5 separate regions of the Homo sapiens genome follow, and regions 1, 2, 3 and 5 are each linked to region 4. A link is an interaction called in ENCODE POLR2A ChIA-PET data of the cell type or tissue named here. Cell type or tissue: HepG2. All regions are shown on one strand.

Region 1 (4,000 bases), 56 kb after region 4:
TCCCATACAGCACCCGAGCTTGACCCCTCTGGGAGTGTCTGATGAAAGCTCTGGACTCTCCCCAGGAAATGGATCATAAATACACACACACAATTTTACACTTAATTTTAAGGAATTCATGGCTGCTCTCCCAGGAAGCCCAGGCACCCGAGATTAAACACCACAGTGCTATGAAGTGGTAGAAGCAGAGGCACAAAACACGAGTGATTGAAGAAGGGAAGAGAAAAGCAGAAAGAAAGGGAGGGGCACTGATGTCCTCATCTTACAGAGCTGGGAATCAGCGACTGCTGTCAGAAGAGGAAATGCTCATGCAGGAGTCAAAAATAGTCATGAAAGTTCAGACATTGGGAGTAGTGAGCTAAATGCTCATCTTAGGTATTGGGGAGTGAATAGCTGTTGTCTAAAGATGGTAACTGAGGAACGGAGGTATAAGTATGTGATTTGGAGTGTGGAGAAAATCCATAAACAGCAACTGGCAAAAGATGCTGTCTTGGGGGAGTAGGACTGGGAGTGAACAGGGGCAAGTACAGCAGGAGAGACACGATTGCTTTTCATTGTAAGCCTTTCTGATGTAACTGAGTTGTTGCCACTATATAACACACACACACACACACGCACACACATATGTGTCTGTGTGTGTATATATATAACTTTGATAAGTATAATTTTTGTAAAGAAACCTTTCCCTATTAGGATCTTCCAGCACGTCTAACCTCACAAGGCCTCAGAGCCAGTTCAACACACATACCCTTCCAGCAGACTGGCCTGTGCCCACCTGCAGAGCAGAAGTGGCCCTGCTTCAGCCACCTATTTCTGAGTCACAAAATACTCTGAAACTTGGTGACTCAAAACGACAAAAATGTATCATTTCTCTCCATTCTGTGGGTTGACCGGGTGTTTCCTTTGCTTTGCCTAGTGTTAGCTGGGACCCTGGGATGGCTGGAAGGTTACAGAATTGCCTCACTCACATGGCTCCACCGGGCTACTGGCTGGGGATCTGCGGAGCTGTTGACTGGCAGCCTTGGTTCCTCTGTGTGGGCCTCTCCACTTGGCTGCCTGGGCTTCCTCACAGAATGGCAGTGAGGGTCCAAGAAGGAGCCATTAAAGAAGTAAAGGCAGAAGCTGAAAATGACTGAAACCATTATACTTATATAGCATCACTTGCACTGCATTCTACTCATTAAAAGAAGTCAAAGGTCACCTCAGGTCCAAGAGCAGGGAATTAGATTCAATCTCTGAATGATAGCAGTGGCAGAAACAGGAATGCTTCATGGCAGAGGGAAAATACTCCACAGGATGCTCCCATTGCTCCAACAATTCTGCCACCAGCCACACCTCCACGGACTGCCTGCTGGAGACTTCCCATCCAAACTTGTGCTTCTGCACACGTCCCAGCCCTCTCAGATGCATCCTCTCTCTCAGTCTTCTCTGTCCCGTGCAACCCATGGTTCTAGATTGACATGGTCACCTTGGCTTTCGGTGTTTTTATTGTTATCTTAACCTTCATCAGATTTTATTATTTATTTATTTTTTTAAATTTATAATCATCTTCTTGGAGAATGATTCACCAAATTTTAAAATCCCAGACAATATAAACTAAGTCTTCCAAAATACTCTGTATATCCTACTGAACATCATTTCCATCCCTCCCACTGAGAATTATAGTGAACAGATGCAATCAATGTTTAAATTATGTATCTATGAATATGTAATTTATATATCCATACTTACAAGGCTGCCACATTGCATAACTCCAGGGAGGCACTTTTATGTTATAGGCTATGCAAATGGTGTCCCCTGGAGGTATGCAGTACGCAGCTCATACAACTGAACATGGCCTTCCTGGATATGGGTGCTTGGTAAGAGCATATCTTTTATTCGACCTCTCTAGTGCATACTCATTTTAGGGCAGTGGCTCTCAATCTGCACATTATAATCACCTGGGCAGGCCACACTGCCAAGCACTAAAATCTGAATCACCTCGCGGTGGGACCCAGGCATTGGCGTATTTAAAGTTCCCTAGGTGATTTTAACATGTAGTCAAGGTTTAGAACCAGTACTCTCAGGGGATGCGTACAGAATCCTTGAAAAGGGTTTTGTCTTTGGTAAAAGTGTAAAAATAATTGGCATTCATGTATAGAAAAAAAATAGAAAGTTGCAGGAAACTCTAAAAAACAAAATAAAACAAAACCAGTTCCATGCACTGAAGAAAATCCCTGTTGGGGTTTTTCTTTCTTTTCTCCATGAATATCCTTTGCCCCCTGCAGTCACACAGTGCAGAAAGCTTTGCTGGGCTTCACCCTGCCTCTCACTTCAGGTGGAAGGTGGAGAGGGATCATGGGGCTGTTGTTGGTGAACTTTGCTTTTCCCTCTGGCCTTAGGCCAAAAATGTGAGACTTTTTTGTTTGCAGAGATTGTCCTGTTCATCCCTTAAACAACCTTTCCTGGCCCAACGGACACTGTAGGACTTAGCTGGGTCAATGTCATGGTCTATACCTTCTGTGGCCTAAGCTGGCTCCAGACATTGGAGAGAGAATTGTATTAGCCTTGCTGGGCCTCGGCCCTGCCTTCTCCATGGGACATCTCCAGTGCAGGACCCTGGCTGATGGCCAGGCCTCTGCACATCCATTCTGTCATTATCCGGAGCAACCGCCCGCACCTCAGCCCCAAGTCTCCCACCTCATTTTGTTGGGTCCCTTGTTCCTGACCGGATACCTAGTCTGGTTCTCCTCTTCCTCTCCTAGGAACTTGCTTGCTCCTTTGGGAACTCTGAGCCTCAGACCTGGCAGAGCAGGAGTGTTACCCACTGGCAACATCCAGCTGGCCCCATCGCTGACCACCTACGACCTTTGGGACGTTTGGCTCCTTATCTTGACCCTGGGCTTGACCTGCTATTGCTGCACCATCAGAGAGAACCTTCCTCAGCAGCCAGCCCCGGAGTTCCTCTACTCCCACCTCCACCCTGGCTCTGGCCCCGCCTTCTGTGATGTGAGGGATTCATGAGTGCATTTGCTCTCTCCACAAATGTTTACTGACAGCCAATTATGCACCAGGCACGGCGCTTGGTGCCCACATTAGAAGAGGTTCCTCCCTCCTGGAGCAGACAGCGAATACACTGTCCCTGAGAGGGGTGTTACCAGGTGATAGGACCCTGCCTGGGATTTGGCGACCACTTCCCAGAGGAAAAGGGGCTGGGAGCCAAGACATGCAGGATGATGAGTAGCTGATGGGGTAAGGGAGCAAAAGCCTTCCAGAGAGAGGGAATGGCACATCCAAGGGTCTGTGCGGAGGCTGGAGGGAGGCCATCGTGGTGGGGTCTCTCCAAGCCAGAGAGTAGAACCAGGTGAGGCTGTGAGGTGGGCCGGGCCAGAGCACTAGATCCTGTGGGCCAAGCAAGATCTTAGTTGGCCTTCCAAGACCCTTCCACGGTTTCTAGGCAAGAGAGTGACACAATCAGACACACCCACTGATCAAACTATCCAGCTACAGATGCAGGAGACACCATTAAACACTCCCCTTGTATCATCTGTGGAAGGAGACAGACACTGGGAATGTGATTTGCCTGCCAGGATGGGAACTGGGTCACCCACTGAGGGGCAAGAGAAGAAGAAAGACTCCAGTGTGTGTATGTTCGTACACCTTCTTTGCCAGGCATGGTGGCTCACTTCTGTAATTCCACTGCTTTGGGAGGCTGAGATGGGAGGATTGCTTGAGGCCAGGAGTTCAAAACTAGCCTGGGCAACATAGTGAGACCCCACCTCTAAAAAAATAGAAAACAATTAGCTGAGTGCATTGGCACACATCTGTAGTCCTAGGTACTCAGGAGGCTGAAGTAAGAGGATCACTTGAGCCCAGGAGTTCAAGGCTGCAGTGAACTATGATTGAGCCACTGCACTCCAGCCTAGAGGACAGAGTGAGACCCATCTCTAAAAAGGACACACATGCACACAAATAGAATAAAAATTATGATTAATCTTGTCCCTTCAAAAAAGCTTGACTT
Region 2 (4,000 bases), 100 kb after region 4:
GCGGGAGGATCACGTGGGCCCAGAAGTTCAAGACTAGCCTGGATAACAAAGTGAAACCTCATTTCTACAAAAAATTTAAAAATTAGCCAGGTGTGGTGGCACACGCCTATAATCCCAGCTACTCCGGAGGCTGAAGCTGGAATATCGCCTGAGCCCACAAGTTCAAGGCTGCAGTGAACTATGATCATGCCACTGCGCTCCAGCCTGAGTGACAGAGCAAGACCCTGTCACTAAAAAAGTTGGGGAGGGGGGTCAAGCCCTCTGCTGAGCTAGTAATAGTGGGACTGAGGTTCAAGCCCATGGCTGATTCCAGATCCTGTTTACAGAGCCGTTATGTGACGTAACTAAAGTGTTGATTATGCATCGACTAGGCACACCATGCAAGGTGCTGCGGATGCTGCTGTCACCAACACACCCAGTCCTGGCCCACAGGGGGCTGCCACCCCAGCCCCCAGTGCTCTCCCTGGATCCTGAATCCTAGCTATCCCTTCAGAGCCACCCCTCTGGCTTCCAAGCACCTGCACTACCCACTCCCACCCCTCCCTGGAAGGGATGGCGCAGCCTGGGAGCCAGCTGCTCTGGGGGGCTCAGACCTGTGGGCTGGATTGTCCATGTGTCAGGGAAGGAAAGGGAAGCCCATGGCAGGAGGGACACCCTCTTATGGGTGGTAGCAACTCCATGGAGCCCAGGCTGCATCGTTCACTGAGGCTGCTAATGTTTGAACCTATCTTTGAATAAGATCCACCCTCTTGCACTGGCAAGTCCAAGCTGTAGTAAACCCTGAGGGAGACCCACAGTCCAGCTGCAAGGCCCTGCCCCACTCTTGGCCGCTGGCAGAAGCTCCAGGCTTGCCGAGGGGTGCCACGTAGCAGAGGCAGTCTCCGCCTCTAGCCCATCCCACTCCTTCATCTGCTTCTCGTTAGCTTCAAAAGTAAGGCCTGGCGCTGTGCCCTGGGCAGGAGGGAGAGCTTGGTGTGGCCGCTCAGAGCTTCACCTCCCTTGCCTGGGGTTTCTCTTCTCCTGCCCCATCCATCGTCAGCACAGCTGACTGCTTCTGGGGCTCCTCTGTCTACCTTCCCCACGTTCCAGCACCCCCCTTCCCCTGCCCCTCTGTAGCAACCGCCTCCCTGCAAAGCCCCACCCACCCACACACTCATACACACACCCCTCTCACTCCCCTGGCACTCAGTCCCTCCAAGCTTCCTTCCTTATCCCTTTAGAGCCCTGCAGCCCTCAGGCAGTGTAGCCCAGAGGTTCAAGGGCATTCGCTCTGGTATCAGAAGGGTCTGGGTTCAAATCCCTTGTGCACTGCTTGCTGGCTGTGTGACTTTGGGCAAGTTGCCTAATCTCTCTGGTCCTCAGTTTTTGCATCTGTAAAATGGGGATGATATTAACAGTACCTACTTCATAGGGTTATCTTGAGGATTAAATAAAATAGTACAAGTAAAGGTCCCAGCATAAAATCAGGGCTGATCCACCTTAGGTATAAAAAGGATAAATTAGGACTTGGAATCTTACTCTTCCTAAGGAGACCTGCAGTTGGCTAAAGGAGGACCTGCCTTCAGGGACAGAAATTCAGGTTTTGTTTTAGAATAGGCCTGAGGGAGTAGGAAGCTGGAGGAACCTGTCTCTATATTCTGGATACCTCAAAGACAGTTAAATTCTGCCGTGGTGAGCATTTATTGAGCACTATCTGTGTGCCAGGCACTGTGTGGGGAAACCACAATCCCTGCAGATCAAGGAGCTCAGATTCTAGTGCCAGAAAAAAATGTAAAGAGAAAGGGCCACCATGCCACCCACTGAAGACGGCAAGGGAAGAGGCCAGAAAGTGCTACGAACAAGGAGGAAACAGCTCCAAGTTGTTGGGCAGTCGGGCGCTGGGTCTCAAAGGAGGGCCACTTGCATGGACAGAAGGTACCCCTCTTACTGAGCACTGGGGGCCTGGTGGGTCCCCTGTGCTCTCCAGGAGAAGCAGGCAGAATTCCTAAGCCCCGTTAGGCCAATGAGGAAGTTGAGGCACCGAGAGTAAGGGGCATCTGCTTCCCCACCAGCTGACTTCTATTCTAGAAAGGAATGTTCTGCACAACCCCAAACCGTCAGCTCTTTCTGCTTGCAAACTTGGCAGGAGTTTGCAGGGAACACAAAGAAGAGAGGGGGAGGAGCAAGGTGGATCAGCCGGGCTGGCTTGCCCAGGGCCTGGCACAGAGGATGGACTTTGTCCCACGTGGGTGAGGGGCGTTCACACACAGGCGTCCACACCCCCACGTTGCTCCACCAGGCAGAAGGCCAGATTTTGTCCTTGTAATTCCCAGAACTGCCCTGAAACAGGACTGCTCACTACTGTGCATGGTTTAAAATGCAGTGGGGGGTTTTGGGGAGTTTTTTCGTTTGTTTTGATACGGGGTCTCACTCTGTCACCCAGGCTGGAGTACAGTGGCATGATCATGGCTCACCACAGCCTCAACCTCCCGGGCTCAGGTGATCCTCCCATCTCAGCATCCCGAGTAGCTGAGACTATAGGCACTTGCCACCATGCCAGGCTGATTTTTTCCATGTTTTTTGTAAAGACAGGGTTTTACCATATTGCCCAGGCTGATCCACCCACCTTAGCCTCCCAAAGTTCTGAGATTACAGGCATGAACCACGGTACCTGGCCAAACATGCAGTAGTTTTAAAAGAAGCCTGCTCAGGGAGAGGAGAAATGAGTCCTGTCAGATCTGCTCCCCCTGGAGAATGGCTTCCTCACCAGCCCAGCCCCTGTCTGTGCCCAGGGGGAAGCAGGCATGAGGAGGACCAAGGGGGCACTGCCATGTACTGGCCCCGAGTAAGCCAGGCAGGCCCTCTGCTGGGATCCTCACAGATGTCAGTCTCCTCGATCCTTAAAATCAGAGCTCTGGAGTCAGTCTCTTGACAGCAAGCCAAGTGGAACGCCTGTGTCTGAGCAGTAGGGCAGAGACCCCGCTCTGCCTGAGCAGCGGAGACATCTCAGATCTCGCGGTTGCAGAGGATCTGCTTCCCCCTCAGATGCCTGCAGGGGGAAAGAAGCGGAGGCAGGGGGAAAGAAGCGGAGGCAGGGGGTTGTCCTGGCTCACTCTGAGCCCGCCTGGCCTGGGTAGCAGGAACAGGAACTCCATAGTGGGGACGAGGTTAGAGAGGAGGTGCTAGCCGGCTGCAGCCCCTCACAGGCAGGGCAGCCAGTTACATCTGAATTACAGATAAACCAGAAATACTTGTAGTTTAAGCATGGCCCAAGGACTAGGGCAGTGGCAGTGGGGGTAAAGAAGGGGAGAGGTTTAAGATTGTATTTGAAGGAACTGAAATCAGGATCTTGAAGAGATGATATCTGCGCACCCAGGTTCATTGCGGTGTTACTCACAAATGGCCAAGATCTGGAAACAACCTAAATGTCCGTCAGTGGAAAAATGGATAAAGAAATTGTAGTATACACCTATGAGGGAATATTATTCGACATTTAAAAAGAAGGAAATCCAGGGCCAGGGTGGTTGGTCACACCTGTAATCCCAGCACTTTGGGAGGCCAAGGCAGGAGAATCAATCACTTGAAACCAGAAGTTTGAGACCAGCCTGGGCAACAAAGCAAGATCCTGTCTCTACAAAAAATTTAAAAATTAGCCGGGTATCATGGCGCATGCCTGTAGTTTGAACTGCTCAAGAGGATGAGGCAGGAGGATCACTTGAGCCCAGGAGCTGGAGGCTGCCCTGAGCTATGACAGCACTGTTGCATTCCAGCCTGGGCAACAGAGCGAGACCCGGTATCTAAAAAAGAGAAAGAAAGAAGAAAGGAGGGAAGGAAGGAAGGGAGAGAGGGATCAATCCTGCCATTTGTGACAACATGGATGGACCTGGAGGACATGATGAGATCCTGAAGTAACTCAGACAGAGAAAATCAAATACTGCTCTTTCTCTCTTATACATGGAACGGAAAACAGCCAAACTCATAGAAGCAGAAAGTAGAATGATGATTGCCAGGGACTGGGAAG
Region 3 (4,000 bases), 85 kb after region 4:
CATACCTAACTTTTCCTGAATTTTCTTGATATTTCTAGACCATGCTGCAAGCTTTTTTAAATTATCACAAATCTCCAAAAAATGTTTATTGAAAAAAATCCATGTAGAAGAGGACCTGTGCAGTTCAAACCCATGTTGTTCAAGGGTCACCTGTAGTTGCAAAGGTGATGGAAGAGCTGAAAACCTAAACGGGAGGGTAGAGCAACCCAGAAAGTAGAAACTGCTACTTCCCCAGGGCTAGAGGAACAAGGGAAGAGAGGGTATTATTAGGAGCCGAAGTTATGGAGGAGACTTGGCCACTGCTGGAGGCATCACCTGAAACAGAAAGGGCTGGAGAGAGAATATTCCTGGCTTCTCTCTTCTACCAAGCTCAATCTCCTGCCACTGCTTCCCATTGACTGAACTTGTCAGGAAGCCAGGGTGCAGGGGAGCCTGGGAAATGTAGTCCACAGAGGTCAGGGCCGTGCAACACAGCACAGCAGAGAAGGATGAGGGATGGATCTGAGGACAAACAGGAAAGTGACAGTCTCCACCGCCTGAGCTGTGTGATGGGGATGAGAAGGGCCCTGTGCCTACCTGAAGGCAGAAGATTGTCTCAGCTGACAGCTTTGCGTCTTTTCTGATTCCTACAGAAATGGAGAGCATGAGCAGCAAGGGAGAAGTCTTTGTCACCCTATCCCCAACAGGAGGGGACTGTGGGAGAATGATCTTAGGTGGGGAGATGACCTGTGGTCTGGGGAACCAGGATGGCTGGGTTCTTGAGAGGCCCTGCCAGCCAGAGCTGGAGATCAATCCCCGCATTAGCAAGAGCAAACATCCAGCACTGTGGGGAAGTCACTATAGTAGCTGCCATAGATGAAGCATCCACTGGTCCAGGAACTAACCTTCATGCTTTAGGTGGATTATTTCATGTAATCCTTTTTTATTTTATTTATTTATTTATTTATTTGAGATGGAGTCTCGCTGTTTCTCCCAGGCTGGAGTGCAGTGGCGCCATCTTGGCTCACTGCAAGCTCCTCCTCCCACGTTCACACCATTCTCCTGCCTCAGCCTGGCAAGTAGCTGGGACTACAGGCGCCCGCCACCATGCCCGGCTAATTTTTTGTATTTTTAGTAGAGACGGGGTTTCACCATGTTAGCCAGGATGGTCTCGATCTCCTGACCTCGTGATCCACCTGCCTTGGCCTCCCAAAGTGCTGGGATTACAGGTGTGAGCCACCATGCCTGGCCTCATGTAATCCTTTTGATAACCCTTTGAGATAAGCACCAAGGGTGTTCCATAAAACCTAAAAAAAATTATAGCCAAAAAAAAAAGATTGTTCCAGTACACATATAACTGAACAAAAAAGTCCTGAAACTGAAAAATGAAAAATCCCAGAAGGTCTGAGTGTAGTGTGGCTGCTTGAGGCCAAATTAGACCTTCTGGTCAACATGATTTCCTGTAAGTGAATAGATAAAAATAAGCTTCTGTATATGTTCTATGTATTGAATCATACAGTATCACTATATATGTTTTTTCATTCAATATTTCTTACAATCCAGCATTGTAAAAGTTTCACATGACATGACACTTTAGAGGAAGAAATGGAAAATCAGGCTGGATGTGGTGCCTCACACTTGTAATCCCAGCAATTTGGGAGGCCAAGGCCAGAGGATCTGTTGAGCCCAGGAGTTCAAGACCAGCCTGGGCAACATGGTGAAACCCCATTTCTACAAATAATAAAAAAAAATTATCCAAGCATGGTGGTGCATGCCTGTAGTCCCAACTACTCCAGAGGCTGAGGTGGGAGGGTCACTTGAGCCCAGGAAGTTGAGGATGTAATGAGCCGAGATCATGCCACTGCACTCCAGCCTGGGTGACAGAGTGAGACCCTGTTGAAAGAAAGAGAGAAAGAGAGAAAAGAAAGAAAGAAAAGAAAAAGAGAGAAAGAAAGAAAGAAAGAGAGAGAGAGGGAGACAGAGAGGGAGGGAGGGAGGGAGGGAGGGAGGGAGGGAGGGAGGGAGGGAGGGACAGAAAGAAATGGAAGATCAGAGAAGTGGAATAACCTCCTAGGATCACACAGCTTGTGAATGAGAGGCACTGAGTTGCTCAGTGATGGAGTGTCTAATGTTGGGTGTGTATGTACTGACTGTGTCCCAAGGCCAATTATAACTTGGGGAAGGCACCACTACCTCCCTGTCATACAATGGGTACATTGTCTGTCAATGGCACGTGGTTGTACACACCTCCAGGGGTAAACAATCAAAAGTCAGGAGCCTCTCCAGCTCTCCCTCATAAAAATACTGTATCCTCTAGGGAGTGGGGTTCTCTAGTCCAGCCCCATGTGATATGCAGTCCCAGTGGGGCCGGGAGATTTGCCCAAGGTCACACAGCTGGTTAGAGGGGAACCACACACCACCACGTCCTGCAGCTGCAAATCTGTTTCATGGCCTGCTTCCTCTCTTCTTCCCTAGAATGCCTTTTTTTTCTACCACAGAGTTTCTACAGTTCAAACCTGGAGGGCAGGTTGGGTTTTGTTTTGTTTTTCACACACTCCTTCACAGATTACAGGAGAGATTTTACTCTTGAACTGAAAGTAGAAAATTATTGTTAGCTTTAACACACAGCTCTTTCTCTCTTCCCCAACCCAGATACATTAGGATCCTCTTGTCCTATCAAAAAAAAAATAGTAATAATAATAATAATAATAATAATAATAATTCTATGGGGCAGAAAAGAGAAGAATTTGTGAGTTTCCCATTCCTGGCTGGACATTTCCCACAAATGGCAGTTAAGTCTTCATTGACTAATAGGAAAAGAGCAGCTCCAGCCGCATGACTTCACGGCACAGGCAAAGTCAAAGGCAAGGAGAGCTCACCTTAACTCTGGTGTATAGACACAGACTCCATGCCTCTTGTCCAACTCTTCCATCAGGGAGCCAGAACGTCCACATCTTCCAGGTTCCTGTAGGCTGTGTTTAGGGAGAGATGTAAGACTCTACTGGAACTTACGTGCTGGGAGGGCCAATGGTGCTGACACTTGGTCTTCTTGCTCTTGGCTGATGGATAGCAGGGAATATGAAGCTATCTATATCTCACTCAGATAGAGATGGACATTCCAGTCAAAAGCTAAGCTACTTCTGAATGCAAAGATGGTGTATCAGCTTTTGCTGCATAACAAACCACTCCAAAATGTAGTGGTTAAAATAACTATTGTTTATTTAGCTCATGAGTCCTCATATTAGCCATTTGGGTTGTGCTTAGCTGGGCTCATTCCTATGTCTTTGGTCAGCTGCTGGGTTTGCTGGGCCTGTCTGATCTGGGATGGCTCAGCTGAGACAGTATGCCTCTGCTCCACGTGGTCTCTCATCCTCAGCAGCATAGCCTGAGCTTTATGCACAGTAGCCTGGGCTTTATCCATGGTAACCAACAGGCTCCCAAGACAAGAGCAGCAGTACTCAGGGCCTCTTGAGGCCCAGGCTTGGAACTGTCATAAGGTGACTCCCAACATATTCCAATGGCTAAGTCAAGTCAAAAGGCCATCCCTGATTCAAGGACTGGAAATCAGCCCCAGAAGCTACAAAGTCACATTGGAAAGGGGCATAGATTTAGGGAGGGGGAAGGATTGTCACCATGTTTGCAAATGATCTTCCCCTATATCCATTTAAAATTCTTCTAGGAACAAAGTAGGGGTTTCAGGAAAAAAAAAAGTGTTGAATCAAATAATACACCCAAGTAAGAGTTTGTGGCACCAGCCTGTTGCACGCCTACTAAATGCAAGCCTTAAGCCTCTGCAGTGGGTAGACCCTAAGCAGTAGCAAGCTGGAGCCTGCTAGCACTGACTCATGAAAGCCAACTGTTAAATGCTCAGGAATTTTTTGAGCCAGTTGTTAAACCATCATAGCTTGAAACTGACCATGGTGGGAGCGTTTACACCATGGGAATTGGCTAGCACTACAAATCAGGGTGCTTTTTCTCCTGGAGAGCTGGTTTACCCACACACCATCCCCGTTAAGCTGAA
Region 4 (4,000 bases):
GACATGAGCTGGCTCCAGCACAACACAGCCTTCAAGTACATTTTGTTTCCCATGTGACTCTAGAACCACATCAGAATTTTCTTCAAGGTTGTTTTACCAACAGTCACTCAAGAACACTTGCTGACAATCCAAGACAGAGACCTAAATTCTCTTCTAGAACTTAGAGCCACTTCTAAAATCAAGATTAATGCTACTTTAGGCTCTAGAGTGAAATGTGCATGAAGAGATGTCACCTGACAGTGTAAAATTTATTCCCAGGTATTGCCTGCCTTCAGCACGCCACTCGGTTCCGCTCTTATTCTGTTGTGCACATTCAATCCACTCATTGACAATAACAACTTTCAAAGCTTTCCCTCAAAATTTTATTACATAAAATGTTTGGCATTTATAAAAATAGTATATGACTAGGCCAGGCATGGTGGCTCAGGCCTGTAATCCCAGCACTTTGTGACACTGACGTGGGTGGATGACTTGAGGTCAGGAGTTTGAGATCAGCCTGGCTAACATGGCAAAATCTTGTCTCTATAAAAAATATAAAAATTAGCCAGGCATGGTGGCCCACGCCTGTAATCCCAGCTACTCAGGAGGCTGAGGCACAAGAATTGCTTGAACCCAGGAGGCGGAGGTTGCACCGAGCCGAGGTTGTGCCACTACACTCTAGCCTGGGCGACAGAGTGACACTCCATCTCAAAAAATAAAATAAAATAAAATAAAAAATAGTATATGACTATTGTGACCCAATTTAATTCTTATCAATCCATGACCAATCTTTCCGTATCTATACTTGACCCACTTTTCACCTCCTATATTACCTTGAAACAAATCCCAAACATCATTTCATCTGTAAAGATTTCACTAAAAAGCAATAATATTTTAATCTGGAAAACTCATATAAACTGAGGTATTTTGCAACTTTTCAGTATAATAAAAAAAGAAAAAAGTAAGCTGAGGTATAATCAACTGAGGAGGAGTAAATTGTCAGCTCTCTCTGACTTCATGGAATTTTTATTTTTATTTTTGAGACAGAGTCTCACTCTGTCACCTAGGCTGGAATGCAGTGGCGTGATTTCTGCTCACTCCAACCTCTGCCTCCTGGTTTCAAGCAACTCTTATGCCTCAGTCTCCCGAGTAGCTGGGATTACAAGCGTGCACCACCACACCTAGTTAATTTTTTTGTATCTTTAGTAGATAAGAGACTTTGACATGTTGGCTAGGCTAGTCTCGAACTCCTGGCCTCAAGCGATCTGCCTGCCTTGGCCAAGGCAGGAGGATTGCTTGATTGAGTCCAGGAATTAGAGACCAGCCTGGGCAACATACGGAGACCCCATCTCAAAAAAAAATTTAAAAATTAGCTGGGTGTGGTGGTGTATGCCTGTGGTCCCAGCTACTTAGGAGGCTGAGGCAGGAGGATCGCTTGGGCCCAGGAAGTTGAGGCTGCGGTGAGCCATGACCACACCACTGCACTCCAGCCTGGGCAACAGAGTGAGACCTTGTCTCAAAATAAAGAAAAAAAAAGGAAAAGAAAATTGGGGATCATTTGCCAACATTTAGCAATTGGGAGATTTTTCTATAAAAATCCTATGGAGGCCAACCCAACAGCTTCTCTCCCCAGCTTTAAGCAGGGCTGATTGGAGACTCAACCCCCTACTCCCTCCCAAGACACCTCTGGCCAATGAGGAATGGATGTTGGTGGGATAAATACTCCAGCTTCCTTGCCCCTCAGGTGGGCTGCTGTGAAGCATGTCCCTGCCATCTCCCAAGGCCCCTACAGTGTTGAGTTCTGCTTGTCCACGGTGCTAACTACCCATCAATACTCTGAACAGGTTTGTCTCCCTTCCCCGCTCCCCAGGGGGGCTTCCAGAAATGCGTTTCCAAACAATCTTCTGAACTCCATCTTTCTCTACTTCTGGGAGAATTCAACCCAAGATCTGGTCCACCAGCTCTCAGCCCAAGTCCTCCCAGTTACCAGCTCTACCCCCGGCGGGGCATGTTCATCCGGAGTGCTGCTGTGACCCAGTCATTGTGCAAGGGCGCCGTGCTGCAAAGATCAAAGAAGCCTCTGCATTCTGGAAAATATTGGGTCAAATAGCATGTCATTTTAGAAAAGCTCTCAAGTATGGCATTTCCTGAGCACTGCAATTACAGCCTCTTTCTATGTTGGCTTTAAATGCCCGTGTAAGCAGCTATTTACTCTCTGGCTCGGGGCACCACTAAAGGGCTCTTGCTCGCTCTAAATATATCATGACAAACTCATAACCCTCAGGCTGCCCGAATGTACATTTGTGAGAGTCGGCCACCGTGCTTGTGGTTGAGTGCGTCCACATACAACCGTGCCCTGAGTGCAGTTCAAAGCTAAGCAGAGCCTCTTCCCTACTTTCCCCTTCGCCGCTCCCCTCCCCAGGAGAAGCCATGAGGAATTTCTCTGAAGAGAAAAAAGCGACAGGACTTTGAGATTCACTGTTAGACTGGCTCCAAGGGCAGGAGCTTCCTAGAGTTTAACAATAGGCCTGGCACTTAAAATATGTGCCAATAAATATTTGTCAAATTCTGAACCACGTTGGTGGCTTGCTTTCCCTCCCTCCCTTCCTCCTCCCTTTTCTTTCTTTTTTTTTCTTTCCCTTCCTTCCTTCTTTTTCTCTTTCTTCCTTCCTGTCTTTCTTCCCTTCTCTTTGCCTTCCCTCCTTCCTTCCTTTCTTTCCCTCCTTTCAAAAGTATACACATGTCATTGCTTGTAATAGACAAAAAACTGGATTCAACCTTCGTGCCGATGGACAATAGCAGGTTAAGTCCTGTACATCCACCTAATGGAATATTCTGTGGCCTTTTCAAAGAGAGCTCTTTATGCTCTGAGGTGGAGGTGCCTCCCAGACATATTGTTAAGTGAAAGAAGTCACATGCTGAAGAGCATGTATGGTGTGTTATCACCTGTGAAAAAAGAAAAAAATGCTTATAAATGCATGAAATACCTCAGGAAAGCTAAAAAAGAAACTAACAAAGGTTGCTTCTGGAGAGGAGAAGTGGAATGTAGGGGTTCGAGGTGAGAAAGAAACCTCACTTTGTGTATTTTATTGATTGTATGTATGTATTTTTCAAATGCAATATCAATAAAAAGAAAGATAAAAGAGCCTGCTTTCCAGTCTGAATGCACTCCCTGGGGTGTGCATTTTCACAGTGGGTTTTGGAATCCTGTGTGCGCCCCCAGCAAAGTGCCTGCCTCAGAATACATAACAGATAGGTCCGTCTTGAGGGAAGCAGGTGGAGTTCTCACCAGTGGTTCCCATCTACCAAAGTCAGGCTGGCAACTTGACCTTCTTTAGGCAGAAACATCACAAATTAGAAGAAAGCATTCTCACAAGAGCACAGTGGACACACTTCATTCACTCTGGACGCATCTGCTGAGCACCGACTGTTTGCCGCACAGTGTTCCAGGCTCTGGGGTATGGCAGAGCAAGACGGATAATAACCCTGCCCTTCCTGCCTTCTAGCTTGCCTTCTAGCTGGAGGAGGAGGGGGCAATCAACAAGTTAAGTAAATAGATGGAGGCCGGGCACGGTGGCTCACGCCTGTAATCCCAGCACTTTGGGAGGCCAAGGCAGGTGGATGTCTTGAGCCCAGGAGTTCAAGACCGGCCTGGGCAACATGGCAAAACCCCATCTCTACAAAAAATACAAAACATAGCTGGGCGTGATGGTGGGCACCTGTAGTCCTAGCCACTCAGGAGGCTGAGGTGGGAGGATCACCTGAGCCTGGGAGGTCCAGGCTGCAGTGAGCCATGATCATGCCACTGCATGCCAGCCTGGGTGACAGAGTGAGACCCTGTCTCAAGTAAATAAATAAATAAGTAGATGGAGTATGTTAAATCTAGGTAAGGGCTCAGGAGGGGAAACAGCAGGAAAAGTGAATACGAAGTGCTGGGGGTGGGGGCAAGGCTGTGACTTCAAGGTGGTCAGCGGAATCCTCACAGAGAAGGTCAAGGCCTGAGGAGGGGAGGCAGTGGCTC
Region 5 (4,000 bases), 190 kb after region 4:
CCTGAGGTCAGGAGTTTGAGCCGAGTGTGGTGGCTCAGGCCTGTAATCCCAGCTACTCTGGTGGCTGAGGCAGGAGAATTGCTTGAACCCGGGAGGCAGGGGCTGCAGTGAGCCAAGATGGTGCCACTTCATTCCAGCCTGGGCAACACAATGAGACTGTCTCCAAAAAAAAAAAAAAAAAAAAAAAAAAAAAAACAAAAAAACAATGCCCACAGCCCAGGGCTCTGCCACAGCAGAATGCTGCTGCCGCCACAATGGCACTCACCTGATGCTTACTGTGAGATAGATTAGGGAGGTTCTCACTTAATAGTGCTACCCTACGAATAGCAACTGTTTCAAGCTCAGGGAATCTCTTCTCACATCCACTGTGAATAACAAGGCTGCAACCTAGCACTGTATGTATTACCACTGCATGTTACTTACCTTTGTGTGCACTGTAAATTTGACTTTGTCTCTCTCACTGAGCGCATCAGGTATGTCAATCTGAAGCGAGGGATCAACATTCAGGTCCACAGATACAGATCTCAGCTGAAATACATTTTTTGCGTATTAGTTTCAAACTCATTTGGCCCTAAAAAATTATTCCAAAAATGAGTAGTTACTAAAAAGCAGTTTATACATAGATCATTTAGAAATGTCAGTTGAGCTGGGCGCGGCGGCTCACCCCTGTAATCCCAGCACTTTGGGAGGCCAAGGCGGGTGGTTCACAGGGTCAGGAGATGGAGACCATCCTGGCTAACATGGTGAAACCCCGTCTCTACTAAAAATACAAAAAATTAGCTAAGCGTGGTGGCGGGCACCTGTAGTCCCAGCTACTTGGGAGGCTGAGGCAGGAGAATGGCCTGAACACTGGAGGCGGAGCTTGCAGTGAGCTGAGATCACACCACTGCACTCTAGCCTGGGCGACAGAGCGAAACTGTCTCAAAAAAAAAAAAAAAGAATTAAAAATTAAAAAAAAGAAAAAGAAATGTCAGTTGAGACATTTCTAAGTTTATGTGAAACTGAGGGGAAACCCATTCTTCACATGCATTGGTATATCCGAAGTATTCCTGTAATGTAAACAACAGCTACAATAATGTCATGTACAATACATTTGGCCAAATACCTGACTGTACACTAAGGCCTGAACTAAATAGAACAAAATCTTGAATTCTTACATAAATGCCAAAGTACAATGAACATTCAAGAGGCATTAACCAGGCCACACAAATATCTGAAAGGAAAACCTGGGGAGATGGCACAGAGAACAGTCATGTGGAATAGGATCCTGGGTGGAGAGTTCAGAGTAAACCTGGGACTGTTTCAAATAGCCAAGGAATCTAGACAGGAGGGGTGAATTAGAAAAACCAACCAAGGCCTTACTTAATTAGCACAATCCCACTGTGGTTACACATGAGCAACAAGTGTGAGCATCACTCTGAATACTCAATTAACTGATTTTCTGAGCTGGAAATTGAGAGGAAAAAAACTACCTAACTCCATTTCTGCCCGTCAAAAAAAAAAAAAAAAAAAAGAGAGGAGAGAACAGTGGCAGCACTAATAGGAACTGGGCTATTAGGGAAAAGTGACTTAAATAAAAGTACATTAAAGCAGACAAGGTGGTGGTCAATCTGAAAACCTGACACACAAGGCACGAGGAACTCATAGCGTAAGCATCTCATTGCCCCATTCCTTTTACTGTAAGGAGTGCTAAAGTAAAGTTGTCATAACACTGGATTACCCAAAGCACGGAATGCCAAGTGAAGATTACAATTAAGAAGATGAGGTATTTCACTCCAAATTTCCCTTTGGGTCCCTTTCTTCAAAATAAAAAGTTCAAGACTAAAAACTTATGTACTTAACCTCTAAAACTTGAAAATCTGGTCAATCAGCTATAAAAAGACTAAATATATTCACTAAAAGCACATGGATTACTTAAGTTTCAAGTACTCCCTTTTTCCTTAAGCACTGTATATTTATAATTCTGAAAGCCAGAGGGAGCCTATTACAATGGCTTTCCTCCAAAAAATTAAGCTCAAGTAGTCACCAGAAGTTGATTTTAACATCAACTATTAGTAAGATCAAAACAGATACTTTTGAGTCCTCACATCTCAACCTAAGTATTTTTCTTCCACATGAATTCTTGATAACTCCTATGAAATATCTGCTTGTCTGGCTTAATTTTCACATGTCCATTTGTGAGATCTCTGCAAACAAAGATAAAGCTTCAAGGTCTGCGACTTCATTTGATCATAACTGACTCCAGCTTTGGCGTATTTTCTGATAAGAGCTTCCTTCCTTCTGCTAAGTTAACACTGGCAAATACAGCCTTTAAAAATACCTCAAATCATTAACTGAGATGTGATTGCAGAGGCTATACCAACGACTCTACTGATCTTAGGCTTATCTGTCAAGGTCAGGCAGGCCCAAGAACAGGAATAAACAGAGCCAGGCCTAAGAAGTAGCCATGGTCTCTGGAGGAGACATAGGACAGCTCACAGGACAGGTCTAAGGTGCCTTTCCCAGAGCTCAAAAACTGCCACATTTCCTAAGATTCCATTTCCTAAAGTCACAAACCCTGACTTCTAGCACTGCTCAAATGAATATGCTGACAGTTCCATTTTCGCTCACAAGCCCAGCAAACTCAGTGAGCCTGTGAACTCCACATGGGATACCCTTGGAATTCGAATAGGAGGACCCAAGGGGGATGTAATCAAGTAAATGGAGCTCATTTGTGCACCACAGTTAAAGCTGCAATGGATGCTACCAGCTGCTTTAGCTGCTTTTCGTTCCTCTGAATAATTATCTTCTCTTTTCGTCCCTTTCCCCATGTAGAGGTAATACCCCCGACTATACCTGTCTTCCTTTCTGGTTAGTATAGAAACATATTTTTTGTTTCAGAATGTGATGAAGACAAAAAGAAGAAAACCACTAGGTTATGAGTGACTGCAACCACAGCATATCAAACATCCGAGGTTCACTAGCAGCCATTTTGCCCAGACATTTCGCCCTAGGAAGGGATTCAAGCAAAACTCCAATCACTTGACATGACAGTCCTAACCACCAAATAAGCAAATAATGCAATGTTGTATTTGGGCCTTAAAGAACTGTCTAAAAGAGAGTATTGGCAAAACCCCTCAGCATCCAGGCCATCATTAACTCAATGTCCCCCAGGCGCAAGTTAAATGAACTTTCTCATATTATAGCATATAACCCTCCAGATGAGACAAACATGGGTAGAAACTTGTGAAATGACTAGAGCTTCTAAGTCAGCATTTGTACTCTCACTCGGGAAGCATCAAGTGTGACCAAAAGTTCAGCATTCCTTCTGCTTAGTCAACAAACCCACTCCACAGTGCTACAGAACTTGCTAAATAATTGCCAGGCTCCACTCTTCCCCTCTCACTTGCCTCTGCCTCCATCCCCCCTTAAGCTTGAAGGGCTCAGAGTACTCCTTAGCCCTGCTGGCCAACACTTGAGTCTCTGACTTAGGCCACAGATGTTACAATGCTTACAGTGGCCGTTTACAACAGTTAACAAAGCAGGCTTTAGAACCAAGTCCAGCCTTGGGCATGCCGGACCTTTACCATGCAAAGTTTTACCTCTTTTCCAGATCCCTTAGGTCACTTGTAAGAATCAAATTGAAAATATACCTACTCTCAAATAATTTAAGTTTTAAAACTGACTTCTGGCTGGGTGTGGTGGCTCACGCCTGCAATCCCAGCAATTTGGGATGCCAAGGTAGGCAGATCACTTGAGGTCAGGAGATCGAGACCAGCCTGACCAACATGGTGAAACCCCGTCTCTACTAAAAATACAAAAAGTGGCCAGGCACGGTGGCTCACGCCTGTAATCCCAGCACTTTGGGAGGTGGAGGCAGCTAGATCACAAGGTCAGGAGATCGAGAACATCTTGGCCAACACGGTGAAACCCCGTCTCTACCAAAAATACAAAAATTAGCTGGGCATGGTGGCGCACATCTGTAATCCCAGCTACTCAGGAGGCTGAGGTAGGAGAATCG

The links. ChIA-PET counts read pairs that join two places held together with the same protein. Peaks named below come from ENCODE experiments on the same cell type or tissue, not always from the same donor. Only the 100,000 strongest peaks of a DNase experiment are listed, where the experiment ranks them.
Region 1: POLR2A ChIA-PET joins it to region 4 with 10 read pairs; 5 of 35 experiments call an interaction of 5 or more read pairs at or near these places.
Region 2: POLR2A ChIA-PET joins it to region 4 with 16 read pairs; 3 of 35 experiments call an interaction of 5 or more read pairs at or near these places.
Region 3: POLR2A ChIA-PET joins it to region 4 with 61 read pairs; 3 of 35 experiments call an interaction of 5 or more read pairs at or near these places.
Region 5: POLR2A ChIA-PET joins it to region 4 with 10 read pairs; 2 of 35 experiments call an interaction of 5 or more read pairs at or near these places.

Annotation. Positions count from the first base shown.
Region 1 is chr20:17,825,487-17,829,486 of GRCh38, forward strand. All of the region lies in intron 2 of LOC107985440 (a long non-coding RNA gene), which reads right to left. Among named protein-coding and RNA genes, the nearest start is that of BANF2, 130 kb to the left of the region's middle. In HepG2, a CTCF peak has its summit at 1,787 (motif pointing left); DNase peaks (open chromatin) are centred at 893 and 2,395.
Region 2 is chr20:17,873,262-17,877,261 of GRCh38, forward strand. All of the region lies in intron 2 of LOC105372548 (a long non-coding RNA gene), which reads left to right. Among named protein-coding and RNA genes, the nearest start is that of SNORD17, 88 kb to the right of the region's middle. RefSeq lists an enhancer at 2,592-3,494. In HepG2, no CTCF peak of the experiment used is centred here; DNase peaks (open chromatin) are centred at 230, 920 and 2,230; H3K4me3 peaks cover 527 bases.
Region 3 is chr20:17,854,028-17,858,027 of GRCh38, forward strand. No RefSeq gene overlaps it. Among named protein-coding and RNA genes, the nearest start is that of SNORD17, 110 kb to the right of the region's middle. In HepG2, no CTCF peak of the experiment used is centred here; DNase peaks (open chromatin) are centred at 424 and 2,224; H3K4me3 peaks cover 351 bases.
Region 4 is chr20:17,769,471-17,773,470 of GRCh38, forward strand. No RefSeq gene overlaps it. Among named protein-coding and RNA genes, the nearest start is that of BANF2, 72 kb to the left of the region's middle. In HepG2, a CTCF peak has its summit at 2,500; DNase peaks (open chromatin) are centred at 2,091 and 2,828; H3K4me3 peaks cover 1,114 bases.
Region 5 is chr20:17,956,510-17,960,509 of GRCh38, forward strand. It overlaps SNX5 (sorting nexin 5), which reads right to left. Exons shown (of 13, transcript NM_014426.4): 2 at 424-528. Among named protein-coding and RNA genes, the nearest start is that of SNORD17, 4.4 kb to the right of the region's middle. In HepG2, no CTCF peak of the experiment used is centred here; DNase peaks (open chromatin) are centred at 2,272, 2,611 and 3,302; H3K4me3 peaks cover 1,812 bases.